Linked DNA regions of Homo sapiens: region 2 is linked to region 1. A link is an interaction called in ENCODE POLR2A ChIA-PET data of the cell type or tissue named here. Cell type or tissue: OCI-LY7. All regions are shown on one strand. Links, peaks and the distances in the headings refer to the core of each region. The heading gives the core; the rest is flanking DNA. Region 1 holds the start of LOC286437 (a long non-coding RNA gene). Region 2 overlaps FAM199X (family with sequence similarity 199, X-linked).

Region 1 (5,392 bases), core at 59-5,058:
TGCATATATCCTTCTATATCCAGCTCATTGCCCTTACAATTATGCTTCTGAGATTCAACCTGGTTGCATGCGGCATCGGTTCATCATTCTCAGTATTGTGTTACAGCTTTCCATTCTACGACTTTACAAGAAATTATCCTTTTACTGTCGGTGGACATTTGGACTGTTTCCAGTTGGGGACAATTATGAAAAATGTTGCTAAGAACATGTTTTTAATGTCTCCTGGTACATATGTGCACACACAAGGTATATATGTAGGAGAGGAATTGCTGGCTCATAGATTGTGTATATTTTCAACTTCACTAGATACCACCAAACTGTATATCAAAGTTGTACCAATTCCCACTTCCACCATCAATGTTTGAGAGTTCCTGTTGCTCCACATCCTCACAAACACTTGACATTGTCAACAAAGCTTCATAACTTTTGCTTGAGGTTTTGTACGTCTATTATTACATTTAGTTCAAGGTAATTGTGTATACTACTATAAATTAAATATTGGTTTAAATTTCATTTTCTAAGGGCTTGTTGATGGTATATAGAAATATAACTGGTCTTTTGATGTTGATATTGTACACTGACTTTGCTAATCTCTTAATAATTTTAATCTGTAGCTTCCTTAGAATTTTCTGCATACACAAGCATGTCATCTGTGAATGATGGTAGTTTTATTTCTTCTTTCCCAATCCATATACATTTCTTTTTCTTACCTTACTGCATCGACTGGGACCTAGAGTACAACTAGTGAGAAGAGACATTCTTGTCCTATTCCTGAACTCAAGGGACCACTTTGAGCAATTCAACATTAAGTGGATGCTTGCTGCAGGTTTTTAGTAAATACCACTTATCAGTTTAAAAATGTTTCCTTCCATTCCTAATTTACCATAAGTTTTTAAAATAATCAATGGATGCTGAATTTTATGAAATGCTTTTTCTGTATCTATTATATATGCTTTTTTCTCATTTATTAGTTAAAATGCTAAATTACATTATTTGGGTTTCTAATAATAAACCAACCAGGCATTCCTGAAATAAACAAGATTTGGTCCTGATTTATTACAATTGTTATATATTGCTGGATTCAATTTGCTAATATTTTGTTTAGGATTTTTAGATCTATGTCTGTAAGAGAGATTCACCTGTAATTTTCCTTTCTGTATAATGTCTTTGTGAGATTTTGGTATCAAAGGTTTGCTGGCCTCCTAAAACTAGTTGAGGAATACAATTCTTCTTTGGCTTTCTTCATTTAAAAACCAGGCAACTGAGGTCCAAGGTGTTTAGATTATTTTTCATAACTGCATTAAATCCAATTATTTACTTGTATCCATGATTTATTAAACCAGCCTCTTTAGAGCCATTCATTACCTTGTTTCCTTGTTTCACTGTTATAAACCCACTGAGAAAAGCATCCTTATTCACATACAGGTTTGCACATGTGAACGATTATTTCCTGAGGATACATTCCTAGAGGTGACGTTACTGGAACAAGCACTATGTTTCACAGGAACCAGAGCAGAAAGAGAGGTGGCCTGTGGCACATCCTACTTTAGTAGCTCTGGCTCACATTCAGGGCCCTTCCTCATCTCTTAAACTTGCTGGGAATACCCTTTAACTCTGAGCTACTAGAGACTTTAATACTTAATAATATTTAAAGGTCAACTCAGCTCTAAGAAACTCCCCAAATTAAGTTTTCAAATGATTTGGCAGGAGGAGCGGGTTGTTTTTAACATTTTCAATGGAACTTTCCAAACCCACATGAAATTATAGAAAATGAATGATGAATCCCCATGTACTCATCATTCAGCTTCAAGAATTATCAATATGTTGCATAATTTGTCTCATCCCCCACATTTTGATGAAGTATTTTAAAGCAATTACTAGACATCACATCAAATGGTATGATATATATATATATATATATATATATATATATATATATATATATATATATATATATATATATGAACATAGATATTTGGTAGAGATGGCAATCGCACTCTGTTGCCCAGGCTGGTCTCAAATTCCTGGCCTCAAGTGATCCTCCCGCCTTAGTCTCCCAAAGTGCTGGGATTACAGGTGTGAACCATCATCCCTGGCCTGATTCTTCTGTATTCTACCCATAGTTCTATCCCCCCTTTTTGTTCCAAAATTTTCATTGTGGTAAAAGTTACAAAAAATTCACCATTTTGACCATTTTAAAGTGTACAATTCAGTGGCATTTAGTACGCATTCCAAATATTTTTTATTTGTATATGTCTTTATTCTGAGTCCATTTTTCCAGAGGTTTATTAGTTTTTTGTACATATTTAGATGTCTGATTTCTTTTTTTTGTTTTTTTTTTTTGTTTTTTTTTTGAGACAGAGTCTCGCTCTGTTGCCCAGGCTAGAGTGCAGTGGTGTGATTTCTTCTCAGCAGGTGCAGACACTTCTCTGAAGACCAACAGCAGAACTGAGTCTCAGGATGGGTAAAGGCTTCTGTAAACCTCCAGATCCACAGCCCCAACTACTTTCCCTTCACCCTGGCTGAATACCACATCTTGAGGCAATCAATTACTAAAAGGCTGCTCACACTCTCTTTTTCCGTAATGAGACTACTTCAGCCCCCTTTTATTTGGCTACTCTAAATTCTCCTTTTATAGGGATACAACAGCCCTCAATGACTTCTTGAGGAAAAAGAAGATAATCACAAATTCAGTTTCAACAAGCAGGACATTTTGCTATACTGTACCAACTAAGCCATGTTCCTCAATCCAGCTTTTGGGAGTCTGAGAAGAAATACCTCTCAGAGCAGGGAGTCAAGGAGATATATTTTTATTCCAATCTGAATACTGTACTTTGTATAAAGGTGGCTGATCAGGTTGCCTGTGGAGAGGTTGGGTGGTTGGACAAGAAGAGGGATGTGATTTGGGCATTCCTGAACCTTTGGCTCCTTATCCTCAAAGGAGGAAAGGAACTTGGGCAAAGTAGTTAACTTCTCTGCTTCAGCTTCCTCACCAGTAAAACGGAGACAATAACAGGAAGTCCCTCACAGGGTTGTGGTAAGAATTAAATGAATGAACACTTGAGAAGTCTTTAAAAGAGTGCCTGGTGCACTGTAACTACTGTGCCATAGAATGCCATCATAACGACACCAATCGCTTCGCTCCAAACTCTCTGAGCACCCTTGTAGATGGATTACCTAAACCGTCCCTCCCAGACTCTTCACAGAGAATTTCATTAAAGTCAGTAGACTTCAGCTACTCTCTCTCATGTGCAGGGGAAAACAATATAATCCCTTTATGAGCTAACCAAATAAATTCTCTCAGGAACTGCCCTTGCATGAAGAACATACCTCCAGGGATGCTTGCTTAGTTGGGGAGGTGAGTGAGGCTCTCTGGACCTAGCTGAGATGGCCTGGACCTAAAGGAAGAGAGTAGCTCAAATTCCCCACAGAATAACTCAGAAACTTTGAAGGATGGGAGCTGGTAAGCCAAAGAGGTGAGGGAGCTCTAGGGTCAGGCAGGAAGCTCAATGGAAGAGAAATTTGAGAGAAATTGTTCTAATATTCTTCTGTGTAGTTTGCTGATTTGTTTATTTTTTTTTTTTACTTTTTTTCCCTTTTTTTAAAATTATACTTTAAGTTCTGGGATACATGTGCAGAACGTGCAGGTTACATAGGTATACACGTGCCATGGTGGTTTGCTGCATCCATCGACCTGTCATCTACATTAGGTATTTCTGCTAATGCTATCCCTCCTCTAGCCCCCTACCCCTCAACAGGCCCCGTTGTGTGATGTTCCCCTCCCTGTGTCCATGTGTTCTCATTGTTCAATTCCCACTTATAAGTGAGAATATGTGGTGTTTGGTTTTCTGTTCCTGTGTTAGTTTGCTGATAACAATGGTTTCCAGCTTCATCCATGTCCCTGCAAAGGACATGAACTCATCTTTTTTTATATATTTATAGTATTCCATGGTGTATATGTGCCACATTTTCTTTATCCAGTCTATCACTGATGAGCATTTGGGTCAGTTCCAAGTCTTTGCTATTGTGAATAGTGCTGCAATAAACATACATGTGCATGTGTCTTTATAGCAGAATGATGTATAATCCTTTGGGTATATACACAGTAATGGGATTGCTAGGTCAAATGGTATTTCTGATTCTAGATCCTTGAGGAATCGCCACACTGTCTTCCACAATGGCTGCACTAATTTACACTCCCACCAACAGTGTAAAAGCGTTCCTATTTCTCCACAGCCTCGCCAGCATGTGTTGTTTCCTGACTTTTTAATGATTGCCATTCTAACTGGCATGAGATGGTATCTCATTGTGGTTTTGATTTGCATTTCTCTAATGACCAGTGATGATGAGATTTTTTTCATATGTTTTTTGGCCGCATAAATGTCTTCTTTTGAGAAGTGTCTGTTCGTATCTTTTGCCCACTTTTTGATGGGGCTGTTTTTCTCTTGTAAATTGGTTAATGTTTTACTGGTTAGCCTTTCAAAACAATTTCTGGCCAGGCACAGTGGCTCATGCCTGTAATCCCAACACTTTGGGAGGCTCTGGAGGAGGATTGCTTGAGGCCAAGAGTTCAAGACCAACCTGGGCAACACAGCAAGACCCCATCTCTACAAAAAATAAAAATGAAAAAATTAGCCAGGCGTAGTGGCACATGCCTGTAGTCCTAGCTGCTTGGGGAGCTGAGGCAGGAGGGTCACTTGAGCCCAGGAAGTTGAGGCTGCAGTGAGCTATGATCATGCCACTACACTCCAGCCTGGGCGACAAAGCAAGACCTTGTCTCAAAAAAAAAATACATTCAATTTAAAAATGTATTGTAACATTGTTTAGTGTAGCACACGCTCAACTAAAAAGAAATAACTTTTTTCCTTTTTTTTTTTTTTTTTTTTTTTGAGACAAAGTCTCACTGTCGCCCAGGCTGGAGTGCAATGGCGTGATCTTGGCTCACTGCAACCCCCATCTCCTGGTTTCAAGCGATTCTCTTGCCTCAGCCTTCCTAGTAGCTGGGATTACAGGCACACACCACCATGCCCAGATAATTTTTGTATTTTTAGTAGAAACATGGGGTTTCGCCATGTTGGCCAGGCTGGTCTCAAACTCCTGACCTCAAGTGATCTGCCCGCCTCAGCCTCCCAAAGTGCTGGGATTACAGGTGTGAGCCACCACGCCGGGCCAAAAAACAACTTTCAAACACAGAAAGGGGAATAAGTAGAAGTGAAAGTTCCCCAGCTTCCCACAGTCTGGTCTGGGGTGTGTTCTTCGGCTTTTACACAAACACAAACATATCTATTCTTGTTCTTTTTCTATAAAAGTTGGGTCATAGCAGGTACGTGGTTCTGATACTCTCTTTCATATTGTCTGCTGTGCTAAAATAAACCCTCTCCACTGTCCCAAA
Region 2 (5,392 bases), core at 54-5,053, 52 kb after region 1:
TTGGAAGACCAAGGTGGGAGGATTGCTTGAGCCCAGGCATTTGAAACCAGCCCGGACAACGTGATGAAACCCTTTCTCTTCCAAAAAAAAAAAAAAAAAAGAAATGTGAAAATTAGCCAGGCGTGGTGGTATGTGCCTGTAGTCCCAGCTGCTGGGAAGGCTGAGGTGAGAGGATGAATCAAGCCCAGGAGGTCAAGCCTGCAGTGAGCCATGGTCGCACCACTGCACTCCAGCCTTGGTTGACAGAGCAAGACCCTGACTCAAAAAAAAAAAAGGAAGATATAAAAAATGTTACAATCTTTACTAGTAAAAAATACTGTTATTCTATTTTATGAATGATTTGTTCAATTATGAGCCCGGTTTACTTGCTGCTGATAATTAAAAACAAAAGACAAAGACTTCTAAGAACATTCAGAACCTTGTGATGATTACAAATCTGAGAAACACATTGACTTTGCCCAAAGGTAAGAGCACAAAATGAAGCAAATTCCTGACTCCTTTGGCAGTGATCTAATGGTTAGATTACTAAATATGGCATCTTTTTTTTTTTTTTAAGGAATGTCACTATTACTCATGGAGAGAAACACATTTCTACAGAATTTTTACAAACTAAAAAGAAATTCTAATTAAAAACAATTATCTAACAGTTTTTCCTAGCACCGAACATAGTACTTGGTACATAGAAGATACTGACTAAATGTTTGTTGAATGAGTGAATGAATAAAGGGAAAAAAATCACATGTAATTTGAAGACACAAGAGAAAAATAGTTTGCTCAGGACATAATGTAGATAAGGCTTACTGTGTCCAGAATGTATTTTTGTTTTGTTTTGAGATAAGGCCTTGCTGTGTTGCTCAGATTAGAGTACAGTGGCAGGATCAGCTTGCTATAACCACAGACTCCTGGGCTCCAGGGATCCTCCTGCTTCAGCCTCCCGAGAGTAGCTGGGAATACAGACATGCACCACCTTGCTCAGCACATTTTTTAACTTTTTGTAGAGATACTGTCTTGCTTTGTTACCCAGACTGGTCTCAAACCAGGGTATGATTCCTCTTCATAACTTTTATTGCAAGACCTGGGATAATTTGGTTAATTAAAAATTTTTCTAAAATGAGGATACTGTTCACCTAGCGAGCATGTGATGAAAGTAATATTACAAGATATTCTAGGATTCTTAGATGAATTTTATTTTTTTTACTATCTATAAAAATTTATTGACATCTACTTTCTATTTACTGAATTATAATAGTGTGTGTGTGTTTCAGTGTTTTAAAATGGTCTACCTTCAAAAGAAAAGGTACCATAAAGTTTTTCAGGTTGTCCAAATTTTGTATGTAAATCAAGAACTTCTAAAAGATTAGCCATACAAAATGGAGGAAGTTAAAAAAAATGAAGTGCGTAATTTAAGAAACAGTAGATTTAATGAAGGATGAGACACGACCTAATAATAGGTAAATAACAGACTTTTCATAAGGAAGTCATTACTTCAGGAGCTTGTTAGTACTGGAAATACTAAATAATTATCTTAAGGATTAATTCTCTATGCTACTGGCAAAGCAATGAAGATTATCTTATTAATAGTATAAAACTAGTGGAAATTTACAAAGGAAAACAGATTGATAGATTTCAAGACCAAAAAAAGATCCAACCAAAAAACCCTGCAATAAATACTGTAGACAAAATGTTAATATCCTTAATACATAAAGAACTCTTACAAAATTAGTAATGAAAATATTAGCACATAGGAAAACACCATAGCGAAATAGCTAATGAATATTTAAAAATTTGATCTTGCTGGTAATTAAATAAATAAAACTTGATATAAAAATGTTTCTGTGCTGGTGCAGTGGCTCATGCCTGTAATTCCAGTGGTTTGGGAGGCTGGGGCGGACAGATGGCTTGAGCTCAGGAGTTTGAGACGAGCCTGGGCAACATGGCAAAACCCCATCTCTACAAAAAATACAATAATTAAGTGGGCATGTTGCACCTGTGGTCCCAGCTACTTGGGAGGCTGACATGGGAGAATCGCTCGAGCCTGGGAGTTGGAGGCTGACATGGGAGAATCGCTTGAGCCTGGGAGTTTGAGGCTGCAGTGAGCTGTGTTTGTGCCACTGTACTCCAGCCTCAATGAGAGAAGTGAGTCCCTGTCTCAAAAAAGCAAGAAGTTTCTGTCCTATAAGATAGGTAAAAAAATTTTTAGCAATTTTAGTGCTGTTAAGATTGTGATGAAATGAGCACTTTTATATACTGCCCTGGGGAGTATAAATTGATGCTGCCTTTCAGAAAGGTGTTGACTAAATTGATCCTTAGAAATGTTCATATTCTTTGACTCAGTACTTACCTTTCAAGCAACTGTATCCTGAGATAATATATTTTGATAAATAATTATAAACAATGCTCATCTCAGTATTATTTCTAATATTAAAAAATTAGAAACAGCTTATGTATCATTGGGGAATAAAGTTAAATAAATTATGATACATTTAGCCAATGGAATATTATATAGGCATTAAAATGTTTTCAAGTAATATACTTAGGAAAATGTTTAGCATATTAATGTTAAGTGAAAAAAGCAATATACTAAAATATATATACACAGAATGGTTGCTGATTCTGTAAAAAATATGTATGCACATAAAAATAAACTACCAAAATATTATAGATTAGTTATTGCTGGATAATGGAATTATTGATCATTTTATTATTCATTCCTTTCTTTCCAACATCTTTGCAATGAGCCTGTACAGCATTAATATGAAAAAGTTACTTAAATATAACAAATACTTCTTGAACATCTACCTGTGTAGATGCTTGTTAGTGCTTTTCTCTGCCCTGCAATGGCCCCACTCTTCCTTTAACAATAATAATAGCTGTCATATATTGGGCACTTTTTATGTGTGCTACAAGTGCTGTGTATGCATTCTCATGTGATCATCACGATACCTCCATTGGGACACAGACTTGGAGAGAGTGTTATTTGCTTAAAATCAATTAGCTAGGAAGTGACAGAGCAAGAATTTGAACTGTCTGATTCCAGAGCTTACTCATAACCACTATGCTGTATGCTTTGTTTATGGATGAAGATTTTACTTTAGTCCTAATTTAAATACTACTTTCTTTTAAAATAGTGTACTACAAAAATTTTCAGACAGCTACAAAGGTAGAGAGAAAAGTGTAATGGACCCCATGTTCCTGTCACCCAGCTTCAACATTTATTCATATACGGCATCATGCTTCATCTGTACCTCTATCCACTCCCCAACCCCTGCCTTATTTTGAGGCAAATCCTAGACATGTATCATTCATAAATATTTTAGTATATTTCCTTAAAAGGTAGGGGCTCTTTTAAAAATACAAAAAACCTCACATTCCTTATAAATGTTATAAATATGTCCTGTTAATTATATCTTAAAATTGTATGGATTCTGTAGTTCTCTTGATTTCTTTCGTGTTGTGTTTTTGAAGGTGGAACCTAACTTCTTGTGGAACAAGTGTTGCCAGCTCAGAAGGCAGTGAGGAGCTGTTTTCATCTGTGTCTGTTGGAGATCAAGATGATTGCTATTCCCTGTTAGATGATCAGGACTTCACTTCTTTTGATTTATTTCCTGAGGGGAGTGTCTGCAGTGATGTCTCTTCTTCTATTAGCACTTACTGGGATTGGTCAGATAGCGAGTTTGAATGGCAGGTAAGTTTTTTTGTCCTTTTCTTGACATTGTTACTACCGAAGTAGAAGTATAAACTTTTCTTTTGATATTTTCATCTCTACTTCAAAGTAAATTTCTCTAATGTTTATCCAGTCCTGGAGATTCTCTGACATGTTTTAAGGTTAAGAATTGGATGGGATATCTTTATTTTTGCTAATGTACCTTTTTGATGCTATAGATATCCTTTTGTAGATTTTTATGTTATTTAATACTTGCGTAATATTACCATTATTATATATTATCGGTACCTTTCTGTGCATGAATCCAAGCAAAGTTACACTTCCTACCCTATAATAAATAGCTTTTGTGTCCTTATAGGACAAATATCAGTCACATTATGTACCTAATATCATAAACTGTTATTACCATAAATACATGATTTTTGGTTCTGTCATCAGAAATATATAATTTCTCATTTTGTATTCTGTTTGTATGTAGACATGTTTTTCGCCTGACACTTTTTTCTTGTGGCATATATACCATGTAAAATGGCTTTGTGGTAAATTGTTTGAAAATCCTGCCTTATAATAAGTGCAGTTTGTCAGAAAATTTAGATTGTGTTATTACAACATTCATATTCTGATTGTAAAAACAATAAAACATTTAAAGACGTTTTCCCTGCCTACAGCAAAGATTTTATTCGCTAGATAAACTCGAATGTCTGCTACATTTGAAAGCCATCTGAATACTTGAAGTTTTATTCCAAAAGAGGGATTGAATATTATAATTTCAAACAGCTTTCAAATAATACAGAATGGCATCAAATTTAAAAAAGTCTCCAAGTCCCACTCTACTATGGTTACCACTGTTAGGAGCTTATGCAGATATAAGTATGTTTGCATACTGTTAAAAACATATGGGATTATACTTCATCCACTGTTTGGCCCTATGCTTTTTTTCAGCTAACACATCTCATTCTTTTCCATAACTGGATCATAATTTACTTAATCCATTTCCTAATTATGGCTATTTCGGTTGGTTTCAGTTTTTTGTTGTTATAAACAATGCTACACTGAAAAGATGAGATTTTTTTTTAAGAAAAAAAGTAATTCACAACCCTTCCATTTTTGTTTTTCATATTATTTGGATTAAAACATTTTTAAACTTTTTAAAAATTTGAGATGAAATTCACCATTTTCATCATTTTGAAATGTATAATTCAGTAGTTATTAATATACTCACAGTTGTTCAGCCATCACCGCTAATTCCAGGGCATTTCTGTCAACCCCAAAAGAAATCCTATACCCATTAGCACATAGTCCCAATTCTCCCCTCCCCCTTATCACCTGGCAGCTACTAATCTAATTTCTCTATGGATTTGCTTTTGTGGATATTTCATATCAATGGATGAATATATGGCCTTTTGTGTCTGGCTTCTTTCACTTGGAATAATGTTTTCAAGGTTCATCCATGTTGTACCATATAACAGTACTTCATTCCTTTCTATGGCTAATATTCCATTGTGTAGATGTACAGTACCACATTTTGTTCATCCACTCATTACCTGATGAACTTTTGGGTTGTTTCTACTTTTTGGCTGTTATAAATAATACTGCTGTGAACATTCAGGTTCAAGTTTCTATGTGGATTTATATTTTTAATTCTCTTGAATATACCCCAAAGAGTGGAATTGCTGGATCATATGATCACTTGCTATTTAACTTTTTGAGGAACTGCCAACATGTTTT

What was found. ChIA-PET counts read pairs that join two places held together with the same protein. Peaks named below come from ENCODE experiments on the same cell type or tissue, not always from the same donor. Only the 100,000 strongest peaks of a DNase experiment are listed, where the experiment ranks them.
Region 2: POLR2A ChIA-PET joins it to region 1 with 5 read pairs; 5 of 35 experiments call an interaction of 5 or more read pairs at or near these places.

What each region holds. Positions count from the first base shown.
Region 1 is chrX:104,119,974-104,125,365 of GRCh38, forward strand. All of the region lies in intron 1 of SLC25A53 (solute carrier family 25 member 53), which reads right to left. LOC286437 (a long non-coding RNA gene) reads right to left here and starts at 4,659. Exons shown (of 1, transcript NR_039980.1): 1 at 2,332-4,659. In OCI-LY7, for the core only: no CTCF peak of the experiment used is centred there; DNase peaks (open chromatin) are centred at 2,438 and 3,028; H3K27ac peaks cover 1,207 bases.
Region 2 is chrX:104,172,158-104,177,549 of GRCh38, forward strand. FAM199X (family with sequence similarity 199, X-linked) reads left to right here. Exons shown (of 6, transcript NM_207318.4): 2 at 3,466-3,685. Among named protein-coding and RNA genes, the nearest start is that of FAM199X, 8.4 kb to the left of the region's middle. In OCI-LY7, for the core only: no CTCF peak of the experiment used is centred there; no DNase peak of the experiment used is centred there.